Linked DNA regions of Homo sapiens: region 1 is linked to region 2. Evidence: read pairs that join two places in POLR2A ChIA-PET (ENCODE). Cell type or tissue: OCI-LY7. All regions are shown on one strand. Each heading gives the region's core, and the rest is flanking DNA. Links, peaks and the distances in the headings are about the cores only. Region 1 overlaps TMEM161B (transmembrane protein 161B). Region 2 holds the start of MEF2C-AS2 (MEF2C antisense RNA 2).

Region 1 (2,918 bases), core at 194-2,693, 450 kb after region 2:
AGTATTTGTTTCAGATTACAGTTTTCACCTGATATTTCTCGACAGTGTCTTCACAAATATGAAACTTAATAAATATTTATAGGATGAAGAATAATTCTGGTGATTTTAAGCGCTTTATTTAAAAGAATTCTTTTTTTGCTTAGTTTGAGGTGGTATCAACATCCTACAGAAGAAGAATTAAGAATTCTTGCAGGGAAACAACAAAAAGGGAAAACCAAAAAAGATAGGTAAGTTTTATTGAGCTTGTAAAGTAATAAATATTTAACACAATTTATATAAATACATTTTTATGCTTTGATTAAAGAAACATGTACCAATTATGTTGTAAGTAGTTGATAAATTTGAGATCAAAACCCATGAAAATCTAATCTGTAGTAATATATACACACAAAATAGTGATTATTTTACTCAAGAACTTTATTCTTTGTTTAAATCATGAAAACAATATAGCCATCATACTAAAGAAAATGTAATTGGGGGTTGACTGGGGAGAGACTTATAACCCATATCTTTATCCTACAACTAATTAAAGACGTCAGTTGGTTTGGGTTATTTTCCAGTTTTTGCTGCTACTGTGTATTGTGGCATTGGGGAAATTAACCTGCTCTTGGCCTCAGTTTCCTCATTTTATAATTAAAAGGGAGGGACAATATAACTGTGTAGGTCCCATCAGCTCCTGAATGTTCTTTTCATGTTTAAAGTTTATGAAGAGAACTACCTACTAATTGACCTCACAGAACAGACCATAGAAGCCTCATCTGTGACTTGGACAGAGTAAACAAAACAATGTTTTGAATAATCCTTCCAGCTTTAAGATTTTATATCTCTATTTAAATAGAATTCTTAGGGAAAGTGTATGTTAATTACCTCTCTGAATGGACCGTAGTTTTCTCAACTGGGGATCTAGGAGGACTTCTTAGGTCCCCTGTGACTCTGAAATGATTGATTGACAACAAATTATAACCATATTTCTCATGTATATCATAAAAATGCTAACCTAGCCTAATACATTTATAGAAGCTAAAAAATGATTAAACATTAATGATTATTTGGCATCAAATTGGAAATTTGAAAAGACTGTCTTTTTTGATCTTACTACCATCCTTTTTCACTTATCATTACAAATATACCTGGAAGCTCATTGGACTATTAATAGTAAACCTTCCTTCTTTTTATTCCAGTAGTTAAGTTCTTTAATAAAATAGTCCTGCCTAACATTATAGTTTCCAGAGCACTTTTATACACAGTTCTACTTAATCCACAAAACAACCGTGTTAGCTAATAATTTAATTTACACTTTACTAATGAGAAGCTAGGATCAGAGATGTTAAATGAGTTGCCCAAATTTACATAACTAGTAAGGTTACGTACTGGTAACCAGGATTTGAATCTAGGTTAGTTTTTAGTTTCTGTTTCTTTTTAACTATTCCCCTTCCACCCATTTATAGCTACTATGTTCAACATTTGTAAAATTTAGTTATGTAGAAAGAGTCTCACTCTGTCACTCAGGCCGAAGTGCAGTGGCACAATTCTGGCTCACTGTGGCTTCAACCTCCTTAGGCTCAAATGATCTTCCCACCTCAGCCTCACGAGTAGCTGAGACCAGATGCATGCAACACCATGCCCAGATGATCTTCCCACCTCAGCCTCCTGAGTAGCTGGGACCAGATGCATGCAACACCATACCCAGCTAGTTTTTAAAAAAAAAAATTTGTAGAGACAGGGTCTCCCGGTGTTACCCAGGCTGGTCTCTCCTGAGATTAAGCAATCCTCCTGCCTCGATCTTCCTGGCCTCTCAAAGTGTTGGAATTACAGGTGCGAGCCATTGCACCTGGCCTGAATCCTTATTATAATGCCTTGTAATGAATAATTCTGTTCTGCAGTAATTTTTAATAGGTTGAACATGCCTTATAGTTACAAAAAGATACATTAACATTGCTGCCTTGTTCCTAGTAACAAGAATTATTGTTTGGTTTATTAACATGAAATTATTTTTTACTGAGGCTTTCCAGTTTTTTATTCAAGGATAAATGCAAAGTTGTTTTTCAGTATTGAAATTAATATTATTAAAACTTAGTTGAAGCTGGCCATGGGGGTGTGTACCTGTAGTCCCAGCTACTCAGAGGCTGAAGCAGGAAAATTGTTTGAGCCCAGGAATTTGAGTCCAGCCTGGGCAACTGTGTGTCTAAAGAAATACATAAAGTAATAAATTGAAACCTTAGTTTATTGCTTTCTATATGTTTGTCTTTAAAAATTAAATTTGGGAATCATACAGATACACCGGAAGAATTTGTTTTCCTTCATCTGTGATTTTTAGTAAAAACTATTCCAAGTTAGTCTTTCATGTTTCTGAATTTCTCATACACGTAAATCTTTCTTCAACTCTGACTTGCATATGGTTCCGGGTCTGTTTATATGTATGTGTGTGTGTGTGTTTATACACGTCACTTCAAGGAGAAGTGCACTTTGTCTTCATTTGCATTTACTCTTGTGCCTAAAGAGAAAAGAGAGTAGGAGAAATGGGTGTGAAATGCTAAGCTAGAAAAAAAAAGATTTTGTTGCAGTAACTAATTTAGGTAATTATTTCCCTGGTAATCTGTATATTCACATGATAATTTACATTCAGATTTTATAGTACCCCTTTAAAAACTACCTTTGAGTACTTTACCTCCTTATTGATGAAATATTAGAAATTCTGCCTTTTCACTGTGAAATTTAAAACTTCATCTGTAATTAGTTTGAAACAAGCACTTGGATAACAGTGTAGGTAACTTGTTTTTTGTGTCACTTGTCTGATTTTTATAGGAAATATAATGGTCACATTGAAAGTAAGCCATTAACCATTCCAAAGGATATTGACCTTCATCTAGAAACAAAGTCAGTTACAGAAGTGGATACTTTAGGTAAGGGAAATCTTG
Region 2 (2,918 bases), core at 163-2,662:
GCCATCGTGCTGCATAGCTATATTGCCAAGAAAGAGAATCCGATCCTATAAACAAGATTACCATTGCTTGAAATCTAACTCAAGGCCTGTATATTTTAAGCCACATCAACTGGTTTAATATAGCCAATTGTTTTATTTGTGTATTTGCTTTCATTTCAAAGTCAGGAATCAAGGATGCTTTTCAGTCAAGATAATGTGCCTTGTTTCCAGCCATATTAAGATAAAAATGAAACTCAGTAAATTTTGAATGCAGCCAATAAGGTACAACATACAACATGGTTGAAAATGTCTTCCTTGCAGAAGGCTGTCCATTGCTGTGTCTACCCATTTTAAAATATATATATTTTTTTCAATAAGAAATGCTAGAAAGCAATAGGGCGGGGAATGCCGCACCTCTCAGGCAATCAGCACAAAAATTATTTAGAAATCTTTGGAATCACTTCACTTATACATACATTATCTCGAAAGCACTGGCCCCGAACTGTGTTTCTGCTAATATGAAGTTAATTAGACAATCAAACTTTGAGCCTTGAGCGATGGGCACTACAGCCCATCAAGGTATGTCAAGAAAGAAAAAAAAATGTGTATTTTCCTTTATGACCAAACCAGGAGGTTATACAGCTGGCATTGCATACATGACAGATGTGCATATTTGTAACCTTAAATAAACAGAAGCAGGGAGGTAACTGTGTATATTATCTAGCAAGAGACAGCAGCAGACACTCGCCAAAAAAGACAGAAAGGGACAAGAGAGACACATAGACATAATAAAATAACAACAATAAAAATCCTCCAAAAAAAAAAAGAGGGAAAGGGAACCAATAAAATGACAAAATCTGAAATTCTCGCAAATTAAAAAATGCAAATATACCTTTACATATGCATCAGTATTAAAAATAATACACGCTGGAACCAACAGGAGCGAGAGCAAGAAGAGGAGGAGGAGGTGGAGGAGAAGGAGGAGGAGGAGGAGAGGTGGAAGAGGAGGAGGAGGAGGAGGAGGAGGAGGAGGAGGAGGAGGAGGAGGAGGAGGAGGAGGAGGAGGAGGAAAGAATGGAGGCGCCGCGGAGCCCTGATTATGCATGGGCTGGAGCTGCCTCCTCTAACCTGTTCTTCTCCGAGCCGGGCAGCCGGCGGTCCTCAGCCGCCCACAGAACAGGAGCCGAAACAACCGTTCTCGAAGGCTACAGCGTTTATTTTTCTCTTTTGGGGGGTTTTGGCGGTTGTTTCAGGGGCTCGCCAACTGGCCCCTTTAATTAAAAGCTTCAATAAAAGGCGATCGCGCCAGGAATGCACCCGCTCCTCTTCGCGCAGGATTTGCATATTTTTTTAATGCCCTAATTTCCTTGATGTATGTAAATGTAGCCGGACGTAGAGGGAGACAGGGAGCTGACGTCAATGGACGTGACCTCGCAGCTAAACCTTGAACGTGAAGCCGGGATGGGGGAAAACACGGAGCGGCAGCCGGCGGAGCCCGAGAGCGCGGGCGGCGGCGGCAGTAGCCGAGCCCAGGCCGGGGTGCCAAGGGACCAGTGCCGGCCCCGGGGGAGGACAAGCCGCCGCCTTCTTTCTGCACCGCGCGGCTCTCAGACTCGCCAGCCTTCCGGCCGCACACGCAGACTCTTGCCCTGAGCTTCCAGCCCCACCACACACACGTTCTTTTGCTTCCCTCAGAAAAGCAACACTCCCCAAAACAACAAACCAAAATCAACAGATAAAACAGATGTTTTAGACCAATGCTCGGGTAGCTTATCAGAAAGAAGACTCTGACCACGGAACATATATATTTTTTGGCTTCTCTCCACAAGAAGAGGAGCGAGAGACCACAGACAACAGCAAATCACTCCTAAAACACGATAACTACAAGTGCTCCCTGTAGGGAGAGGTAAATCGCCCAGCCGACTGGTGAAGTCTTCTGGTTTCGGTACCTATTTACCTGTGCACTCATTATGCGCCTCGGCTTCATTAACGGCAGGATCATGAGCGCGCGTTTTAATGTGATGGGAGTGCTGTGTTGTGTGTGTGTGTGTATGTATGTATGTGTGTTGGGAGGTGCTTGCGCTAGTGAGCACCGAGGCAGGCGCTCTGAGCAGAGAGAGATCAGTCTTTCCATGGCCACGTCTGGGACTCATCTGCGGAGCCATCTAGGCCAGGGCTCCTAGATTGGGGTTCGACTTCACCCCATGTAAAAAGAGAGGCCAGCAAAGGCTTCCCCTGAACAGCCAGGTCCTTCCCATCGGATTGTTTGAGGAAGGAGGCTTGAAGTGTGAGCCATTCTGTAGCCGCCGCCTTGCCGGATTTGGCCTGGTGTTTTGCACTTGAAACTCAGCGGCCTCAGCGCGGAGGTAGTGCCTCTCCGAGACGCGGCCGAGGCCTTGTCATTCCCCTCCTTCCGCCCGCGGCAGCCCTGCGCGCCGGCGTGTGCGTGCCCGCGCACCGGACCGCTGGCACCTCCCTGTGCACATCCGCCCCCTCCTCTGCTCGCCCCCTCCTCTGGGGCAGCTAAGAAATGGTCCTCGGCCTCTTCTGGGCCGGAGGGCAGATCTACGAGCAGGCAAGAAAGGGGCGCCGGTGGCTGTGGTGGCGACTTCTCCGCTCTGCCCTCGGCCGCCAAGTGTGCCGTTTCATCGTTCCACCTCGCAGCCCCAGCTTTGTTTTCCTGACATGTTCGTGGCCATTGGGCCCCACGCCTGCGAGGGGAGTGTGTGCGTGTGCGCGGGGGTCGGGCGCGCGCGGCGGGTGGGGGCTCTCCCGCCAAGGACACGCATGGCTGTCTGTCCTCCGGCTGCACTTGGCGGGAAAGCTAGGGGCCGCCGGCGGGGCTGAGCGCCAGCGGCTGTCATTACCGCCTCCCTGCTCCCCGCGGGCTGCATTTACATACGGGCCACTCGTCTGAATTTTTACGGCACTCTTCCCCC

What was found. ChIA-PET counts read pairs that join two places held together with the same protein. Peaks named below come from ENCODE experiments on the same cell type or tissue, not always from the same donor. Only the 100,000 strongest peaks of a DNase experiment are listed, where the experiment ranks them.
Region 1: POLR2A ChIA-PET joins it to region 2 with 12 read pairs; 5 of 35 experiments call an interaction of 5 or more read pairs at or near these places.

Annotation. Positions count from the first base shown.
Region 1 is chr5:88,225,754-88,228,671 of GRCh38, reverse strand. It overlaps TMEM161B (transmembrane protein 161B), which reads left to right. Exons shown (of 12, transcript NM_153354.5): 3 at 144-227; 4 at 2,806-2,903. Among named protein-coding and RNA genes, the nearest start is that of TMEM161B, 42 kb to the left of the region's middle. In OCI-LY7, for the core only: no CTCF peak of the experiment used is centred there; no DNase peak of the experiment used is centred there.
Region 2 is chr5:88,674,453-88,677,370 of GRCh38, reverse strand. All of the region lies in intron 1 of MIR9-2HG (MIR9-2 host gene), which reads left to right. It overlaps MEF2C-AS2 (MEF2C antisense RNA 2), which reads right to left and starts at 1,153. Exons shown (of 4, transcript NR_146284.1): 1 at 1,108-1,153. RefSeq lists enhancers at 1,079-1,644, 2,082-2,181. In OCI-LY7, for the core only: no CTCF peak of the experiment used is centred there; DNase peaks (open chromatin) are centred at 1,410, 2,010 and 2,390; H3K4me3 peaks cover 2,500 bases; H3K27ac peaks cover 2,158 bases.